Linked DNA regions of Mus musculus: region 2 is linked to region 1. A link is a loop called in an ENCODE intact Hi-C map of the cell type or tissue named here. Cell type or tissue: heart. All regions are shown on one strand. Each heading gives the region's core, and the rest is flanking DNA. Links, peaks and the distances in the headings are about the cores only. Region 1 holds the start of Deaf1 (DEAF1, transcription factor). Region 2 holds the start of Taldo1 (transaldolase 1).

Region 1 (4,387 bases), core at 230-4,229:
AGAAAGAAAGAGAAAGAAGCTCCAGGAAAGGGACCAGAGATGGCTCAGCAGTTAAGAGCACTGTCTGCTCTTCCAAAGATCCTAGATTCAATTCCCAGCACCCACATAAGTGGCTTACAACTCCCTATAACTCCAGTTCCAAAGGAACCGAAGCCTTTTTCTGACTCCAAGGGGATCAAGCAAACATAGAGATACATGCAGGCAAAGCAGCCACACACATTAAATAAATTAACTTTAGAAAAAGAAGAACAACAACTCTGGGAAGAGATCCGGATGGCTCAGAAATTTTGAGCATGCTGTTCTTTCAGAGGACCCAAGAACCTATGTGAGGTCCTCACAACCATGTGTAACTCTAGCTCCAAGAGGAATTGCAGGCACCTGCAATCACATATATACACATAAAAATATATATATATATCTTTTTTTTTAAAGCTCTAGGAAGCTTCCCTCACTCCTGTGACTGGATCTAGGCTTCAGGTAGGTAGGTACAGCAGAAAACACGCGGAAGCAAGGGTTCTCCACCACTGCGTTCCAGTGCCAACGGTCTGAACACCCACCCAGAGTTAAGCTTCAGCTCTGATGTGCCCTGAATAAAAGCCCAATGCCAAGCCTGCAGCTTCACACTGGAAAGAACGAAACAAGACGCATGGCAAAATGATGGTCTTCCAAGGATTCGCATGTACAAGCATAAAACATATAAGAGCTCCAATTGGTAGGGAGTTCAACACTCAGGAAGGTCAAAGGGTGGGGTGTGTGGTGGGATTGTAGGAGGCAGTTTGGTGTGGTATCACCTGTACAGGGTGATACAGCTCAGCTCAAGGCTCCATTTGTCATAAAACATGAGAATCGGGTGCTCTTTGTGTGAGAAAACAGAAGGAGAAAAATGGAAAACTAAGTGATGGAGAAGGAGGGGATATCTGCATAGGAAGACTAGGAGATACAGCACGGAGCAGCTCATGTCACAATATAAAGCAAGGCTGGTTTCTGCATCGTTACCTTTGCAAGGTTGCCTGCCTTGGATGACTCTCTTGCCCCTCTCATGTCACACTTGAACTGGCCTTTGAGACAGACAGGTCTACCAGCAGTAATGCTGCTGACCATACCTGGGGCACCTCTAGAACAGAACTCACATGTGACCCATCTGTGCTCTCAGCTCCCAGGAAGCAGCAGGAGAGGACAAGGCAGGTGGTAGGTACTGAGAAAGTTCCAAAGGGTAAAACAGACAAAGAACAGAGAGGCACACTCACACAAGGGAGACACGTCTGTATACAGTGCAGAGCAAGGCTAGAGGAGTGAGAGTGTGCTGTGCGTGTGCATGTGTGTGTGCAAGATGGGCATGCAGGGCACTGTGAGATGCAGGGCAGGGAAAGAGCAAGGGTGCAAGTCATTGTGAGATGCATGGGCAGGTGCAGAGTAGGTGTTCAGGGCATTGTGAGTGCACGGGCAGGTGTGAAGTGCACAGGTGGTACAGAGCATGTATGGGGGGCAGGTGTCAGGTGCAGGGGCATGGACAGAGGCAGGGCAGGCGTGCAGGTCACTGTGAGGTGCACTGGCAGGGCAGGTGCTGGGCAGGTGTGCAGGACAGGTGGAAGAGAGCCTTCCCTGGAAGACAGATGTGCATGACAGATGCACAAAGCATATGGAAAGTGGCCTGTGCCTGGTGCATGTGTTCAGAGCTTGCACGCGGGAACCCGGTGAGGCGCGAGGCCGGCGGGCGCACTTGCCTGCGAAGGCGGCGGCGGCGGCGGCGGCCTCATCGGGGCTGGGCAGAGCCTCGGTACCCATATCCATGTGCCCAGATTCGGCCGCCATCACCGCCACAGCGGTGACCCGCCGCGTCTCGCGCTCCGCCTCGGAGTCTGCGTCCTCCTCCGAGTCCTCGTCTCTGCTTAACACCGGCTCCTCCGCCTCGCTTTCCGCTGCGGCCGCGGCGGCCGCCGCCACCGCGGCAGCGGCCGCCACAGCTGCCGCCTCGGCCAGGCCCAGCTGTTTTGCCGCCGAGTCCGAGTCCTCCATACGGACTCCACCGAGTCCGCCCGAAGGCGCTGTCCGGGACCGCCCGAAGCGCCAGGCACCGAGCCCGAAGCGGGGCCCGAAGAGGCCGCCCGAGTTGGGCCGAGGCCGCCCGAAGCCACCGCCCGAGCAGCGACCGAAGAGGCAGTCTGACGCCCGCCGAACCGAGCCGAAGCTGCCCGCAGAGCCGAGCTGATGGCCCGAGTGTAGAACCGAGCAGCTCCGAAGTTTCCCGAAGCGCAGAATCTAGATAATACGAATGGTCCCGAAGCTTCCCGAAAGCTTACGAGCGTTTCTTGCTCGCTGTCTAAGAAGCGGATCTGACTGTGGTCACCGACCGATAGAGCTGGCCGGCTCTGGGCAGTTTCTCCCCTGCTTCCAACGAAGTCTGGGTTCGCAGACAGACCCTGGCGCCACGGGATTTCTCCAACCCCCTCTCGGGGCGGCGAAAGCCGAACCCACACGAGGCCTCGCCGAACTCCGCCGAATACCTCCGAGCCGAGTTCTCCGGAGCCTCAGTGCCCGCCTCCTTCTATCCGAAAGCTCCCGAGTATTGCCGGACGGGAGAATCGGGCCTCGGCCGCTGTCGGACGCTCGCTGCACCGCGCGGCGGGAGGAGCGAAGATGGCGGGAGGGTGCGGCCAAGAGGCTGCTGGGATTGTGGCGGACCCAGCGGCAAAATGGCGGCCGTGCGGCCAGGTGAGGCGGGCGGGGCTACGCGATCGCAGGGACAGTGTGGTCTCATGCTGTCACGATGAGAGGCTGTCTGGGCTGGCTCTGCAACTCCTCTGATTGTCACCTTGTTATTCCGGAACCTGGTGGCTTAAGCCCACTAGCCCGGATTTCTGCGCCGGAGTTGGAGAGCGAGGGGTGGGGGGGGTGTCTTCCGGTTGGGCGTGGGGGCACTTCGGGTATCCCGGCGGCTGTCCCGAAGCTCGTCTCTGTATTCCAGTGATATACCTGAGGCACACACTGGGATACGCCCCTGTATACAACCATATCACACCTTCTGTGACCCGGGGTCCACCTGTGGATTACCCAGAGTACACTATGGTGGCATACGAACTACACAACCATATTTCACTAAAGCTGACATGCATGGCATACCTATGGCTCATCCTGAGCACACCCTTGGCATACCCGCTGCTCACCCCGAGTACGCCCTTGATACACCTATCTCTCATTTTTTCGATATACCCTTGGCACACCGGGTTTACACATTGAGAATATCCAGGACAACCATATACGTATATTCAGCTCACCCCTGGCATATCCACAATACACTCGAGTTCCCCTGTTGCTCACCCCAGATGTAAGGATGAATAAGAATTACGTTTGTAGGGAAAAAAAATGACTTAGTCAACCTCAAACAACTAAAGCAGGCTTGTTCCAGAGACGTGGCTGTTAAATTCTGGCCATTTGATGATCAGGGCACAGGATCTAGTCACTCAATGACCACAGTTAGTTCAAGACAATAGGCCACTCGCTTTAGACTGGGGTTTTTGTAGCTAAGGGTAGGGAAAGGGTGCTTGTTAAGAGCATTCTAGATAAGTTAGCTGTTTTCCTTAGACAAACTGGTTTTGGAATTTCTGGGTCTTTTGTCTTCTTTTGCACCCGTAGGGTGTCTGGGATAGGGATTGGTGTCTGAAGTCAAGGTCAGCTGCTTTTCTTCCCCAGTTCTCAAATTCCTGGCTTTCTGGAACTTTGAGTCCGTTGGCTTTGATGGGATTTTTTTTTTTTTAAACCAGGTATAGCTGTGACACACCCAGTGTGTCCTAGGGTACATCTTGTCACACCTGCAGCTTACCACATATTCATTCATAGCATGCCTCTGGCATGCGCTAGACTCCAGATATTCATAGCATACATTCAGCTCATCCCAAGCACACTTATAGTTCTCCTCAGCACCTCCAAGGCATACCTGAAGTATACCTTGGTACACCCATGGCATACCTGGTTTACACCAGACACAACCAAGGCATAATGTCAGTTTACCCTGGGTGAATACACACCCATACACACACACACACACACACACACACACACACACACCTGTGGCTAACCTGAGTCCCGGGCAGCCAGAAGGTGCTGTAGTCAATATTTCACCATGGCTGAGTCCCAGGCTAAATGAGGAGGTCTGAGCTCAGATGATATGCAGGCAGGGTCCAGTGCTAGCAATATGGAACAGAAACTGGTCTTAGCCAGCTCAGACCAGTGTTTGTCCATCCATCCATCCATCCAGTTTCCCAATGTTCCTTAATGAAGCAAATTTCAGAAATGTGATTGTACTACACGTGCAGCCTCACCTGCAGGGCATCCCTACTATATGCTTTGTTTAACAGCTGCCACAAACATGGGAGTGCTGTTGTTGTGT
Region 2 (4,387 bases), core at 323-4,322, 64 kb after region 1:
CTGGGCAGTGGTGGTGCACGCCTTTAATCCCAGCACTTAGGAGGTAGAGGCAGGCATGAGTTCGAGGTCAGCCTGGTCTACAGAGTGAGTTCCAGGACAGCCAGGGTTACACAGAAAAACCCTGTCTCGAAAGACAAAAACAAACAAACAACAACAACAAAACCCCCAATAATTCATTGCTTTCCCAAGGGGAACTCTGGTAGACTCAAACTTTATTTTTTGTCACTGGGGCCTTACAAGGGAGGAGTAGGTGGGAGGTAGTCCCTCAACTCAAGGCAATAATTGTCTCAACAGATATGAACAAACACTTACCCTAATTAGGGCACTGATAACAGACCAAAGGAACAACCGAGTCCTTGTTCAGCTTGGGGAACCAGTGAATGATTGTCACAGGAGCATAGGTGACACAAACATCTGCTTCCCCAACAATGACCACCCTGGGATAGGTGGTGACTTCCTGAAAGCTGATAGGTGGAGCCCCCTTCAATTAGCCTAGTCCTCTAGCACAATGGTTCTCAGCCTTCCTAATGCTGCAACCTTTCAATGGAGTCAGTTCCTCCTTTTGAGGTAACTCCCAAAGATAAAATTATTTTTATTGTTACTGCATAACTGTAATTTTGCTACCATGATGAACCAAAATGTAAATATCTGATATGCGGGCTATCTGATATTTGACCCCACCCACAACCACCTCTGCAAAAGGGTTGTGGCCCACAAGTTGAGAAACACTGCCCTAGAGGCAGCCTCTGTGGCCCCTAGTATATAAAAGTCCATCTTCCAGTGAACTTGAATAGAGTCAGCTGGAGCCAAGTATGGTGGCCCCTGCCTGTAATCTGAGCACTTGGAAGGCAGGGGCAGGAAGACCAAGAGTTCAAGGCCAGTCTCCTTTCAAAGAAAAATCTATTTTTAAAAGATACTAAAAAAAAAAAAAAAAAAAAAAAAAGTGTGTTGGTTACTTTTTTTTGTCAACTTGACACAGCTCGGATTTTGCAGGAGGAGGGAACTTCGAATGAGAGAATGCCTCTGTCCTCAAGATTAGCAAGTCAGTCGGCAAGGCTTTTTCCCTTTGGCGAGTCTGGAGCTCCCTATGTAAACCAGGCTGGCCTTGAATCCACCTGCCACTGCCTCCAGAATGCTGGGATTAAAGGTCTGTACCACCTTGCCTGGCTCCGTTTTTAAGAAAAAATTAATTTTAAGATTAATGATTGATAAGGGAAAGCCCATAGCACCACGGTGAGTGGTGCCATCCCTGAGCAGGTGGTCCTGGAAGTTCAGGGCTGTAAAGAAAGGAGGCTGTGCAAACCAAGGGAGGCAAGCCGGTGAGAAGTTTTCTCCAGGCGCCTTTCTTGCAGTCCTTGAGTGATAGATTGTTACTTGGGAGGGTAAGGTACAATCAACCTCGCCTAGTTGCTTTGGGTGGTGGTGTTTATCACAGCAATAGAAAGCAAACTAAGACGAGTGGTAAACAAAATATTAACAGAAAATATCCGGCATACACATATATGTGTAATAGCTTGAGCCAGCATATTCAAAGAACTGCAAATCAATAATGGGAACACTGTAAAAGAAACTGCCCTTACTATTTTTATTCATGACTGAAGATTCAATTCCCCATCTCAACTTTCTCAAACTGCTGCTTATTCCAGACAGACTTCCAGCCAGGGGAGATGCAAAATCATGGGCAAGGGAAGGATCACCCAGCAGCTTAAGGCAACACCAGAACCACTCCATCTGGGAAGCGGAAACTGGTGGCTTTGCCAGAAGTCGCCCATGGGGCCATACACCTGTATTGATTCTCAGACTGTGCTTTAGCTTGTCTGCCTGTAAGCAGGGGCTGCACCGAGCTTGACTTATCGCGATCAGCAGAGAGGGCGCAGCTCCCAGTCCCTAAACTGGGAGTAGGGGAGTCCCACAGCTGGAGAAAGGGTGCACTTCTGAAGCCCCTGTAGGGAATGCACAGTTGGAGGCAAGGACCCGCTCAAGGATTAGCATGGGTGTGGAGCGAGAGCGCTGCCACCCATCCATCCGTAGTCCGTGGGGTCTGAGGCTTACTGAGCGCGCGTCTCAGTAGAATCCGTTGTCTGTTCATTCTACGCATCCGAGCTCTAGAGGGGTACAAAGAATCCACTCTCCTTGGACTGGTAGAAACTAACCACTCGCTACTGGGGAAGAGAACTCCGACCGTGACACGGGGCGTGGTCTATGGCAAGGTCTCCAAGTACATGGGCGGGGCTCGTCGTCAGGCTTCATTTAGCTTTGCTTTGATTGGCCAGGACGCGCGGGGCATTGTGGGTTAGCACGCACCGGCTACCGCCTCAGCTGTTCGCGTTTCGCCATGTCGGGGTCCCCGGTAAAGCGCCAGAGGATGGAGTCCGCCTTGGACCAGCTCAAGCAGTTCACCACCGTGGTGGCCGACACGGGTGATTTCAATGGTAAGAGGACGCGGTGCATGCGCCCTATTTAAGCTGCTGCGCCCCCAATTTTGGAACCAGCACCGGTGTGGGTGTCAGGGGCGGGGCCTCGCGGGCGCTGGAGCTGGGATTGGTGAGTTTGCGGAACCTTCAAGGATCAATAGCTCCTGGGCTATTGGTGACCCTGGGAGCCCGGCGCGAAGCCTCGGTGGGTAGAGGTAGTCCGAGAAAGTCTCCCTGACCCGGGGTGCCCCCACCCCTACTCCCAATTCCCTACGATGACACAGGCTCAACTTTGGAGCCAGTGCAGTCTGCAAGACTGGACACCATCTGCTTTTTGCAGCCTGTTGCACTGGTTTTCCACATGCAGCTGGTTACTCTCTATGGGCAGTACACAGCATGGCTGGAGTCAGACCAGTTGCACACACTAAATCAAATGGTTATCATTGTCATACTTCCTTCTCTTTTGAGACTGGGTCTCACAGTGTAGCCACAGGCTGTTCTGGAACTCCTGGTAATCCTTCTATCTTAGCCTTAGTGCTGGATCAGGCAGTGCCACCATGCGCAGCTCCAGTACTCAGATTTTCCTGGACTTGGTAGGGACGCGGAAAACAGGTGGAAAGACTTGTGCTGTTAGTCTTGCTCTCATCCTTGGAGGGTGGTGGAGGTGATCTCACATGTGCTGTGAGAAAGACTTTCAGGAAATGCTCCGTGTGAGCTCAGTACAAAAGCACTTCTGCTCTTTTCTGCTTTCTCACGGTGACTTGAGAAACAGGCTTTAATTCCTCATGAGTAAGTGCATTGTTTATCTCTCAGAGAGTCGCAGAGAGTGATTAGGCATATTTGGGCTGCTTAGCTATAAAGGACAGACTTGATGTGGGTCTAATAGCAAACCCGTCTGACACAAGCTGTGTTCGTCAGCTTCCAGAAATCCATCTGGGAGTCCTAAGGTTTTTCCACTGTGTGTGTAGTGCAGAGTTTACCGGCTAATGTTTGTGAAGAGAGCAAGAGACAGGCATGGTAGCTCACACCTGCATTTGGGAGGCAGAGGCAGGCACATCTTTATGAGTTGGAGGCCAGCCTGGGCTACATGGTTCCAGGCTAGCCTGAGCTACATAGTAAGAGCCTGTCTCAAACAACAACAAAGAGCCAAAGAGCACATTCATTGACAGTGTGGCTTAAAACAAATAATTATAAACATTGTCAGATTCAAAATCTATTTTATATACTTTATTTATTCAAAGTCTTTTTTTTTTTTTTGTCAGATGGTAAAGGTTTCTTTTGGTGTTTATTTGTTTGAAGACAGGGTTTCTCTGTGTAGCCCTGACTTTCCTGGAATTTGATTTATAGACCAGGCTGGCCTCGAACTCACAGAAATCTGCCTGCCTCTGCCTCCTAAGTGTTGGGATCAGCATTGTGCACCACCCCTGCCCAGCTGTGGTGAGGGTTCTTCACCCCTTGGGTATCACAGGCTCCTGAAAATAGAGTTTCCGAACGCTTTTGACCCCTTTCATTTTCCTCTGAACCTCAGGGTCTTTGGGCCTTAATGCTCAGCTGGGGGTGGGGTGGGGAGGAGAGGGGAGGGGAGGGGAGGGGAGGCTAGAGCTCAAGCTCTGACATCACACCTGCTAAAACAGCTGCCACTCAACTGTGTCCCCAGCCCTGGGTCTGTAGGGTTTTTTGTTTGTTTTGTTTTTTGTTTGGGTTTTTTTGTTTGTTTGTTTTTTTCGAGACAGGGTTCTCTGTGTAGCCCTGGCTGTCCTAGAACTCACTTTGTAGACCAGGCTGGCCTCGAACTCAGAAATCCACCTGCCTCTGCCACCACTGCCCTGCCAGAGTCTGTAGTTTTATATGATAAAAACTGTGTTTTCTGTGCACCCTTCAGTGGATTCACACCTCAGCCAGCACCACTCCAGAGCACATTTTCCCCTACTTACTTCTTATTTTGAAATAACCTCAAACTCCTGAGATGTTGC

Evidence for each region. Hi-C counts contacts between places; a loop is a spot of excess contacts. Peaks named below come from ENCODE experiments on the same cell type or tissue, not always from the same donor. Only the 100,000 strongest peaks of a DNase experiment are listed, where the experiment ranks them.
Region 2: it touches region 1 in a loop (4-fold over the local background); 5 of 42 quality-filtered maps call a loop at or near these places.

The regions. Positions count from the first base shown.
Region 1 is chr7:141,325,555-141,329,941 of GRCm38, forward strand. Deaf1 (DEAF1, transcription factor) reads right to left here and starts at 2,171. Exons shown (of 12, transcript NM_016874.3): 1 at 1,725-2,171. The coding sequence starts at 2,016. Tmem80 (transmembrane protein 80) reads left to right here and starts at 2,576. Exons shown (of 6, transcript NM_001141950.1): 1 at 2,576-2,712. In heart, for the core only: no CTCF peak of the experiment used is centred there; DNase peaks (open chromatin) are centred at 1,537, 2,147 and 2,597; H3K4me3 peaks cover 3,159 bases; H3K27ac peaks cover 2,582 bases.
Region 2 is chr7:141,389,887-141,394,273 of GRCm38, forward strand. It overlaps Taldo1 (transaldolase 1), which reads left to right and starts at 2,274. Exons shown (of 8, transcript NM_011528.4): 1 at 2,274-2,432. The coding sequence starts at 2,336. In heart, for the core only: no CTCF peak of the experiment used is centred there; a DNase peak (open chromatin) is centred at 2,275; H3K4me3 peaks cover 2,265 bases; H3K27ac peaks cover 1,626 bases; H3K27me3 peaks cover 452 bases.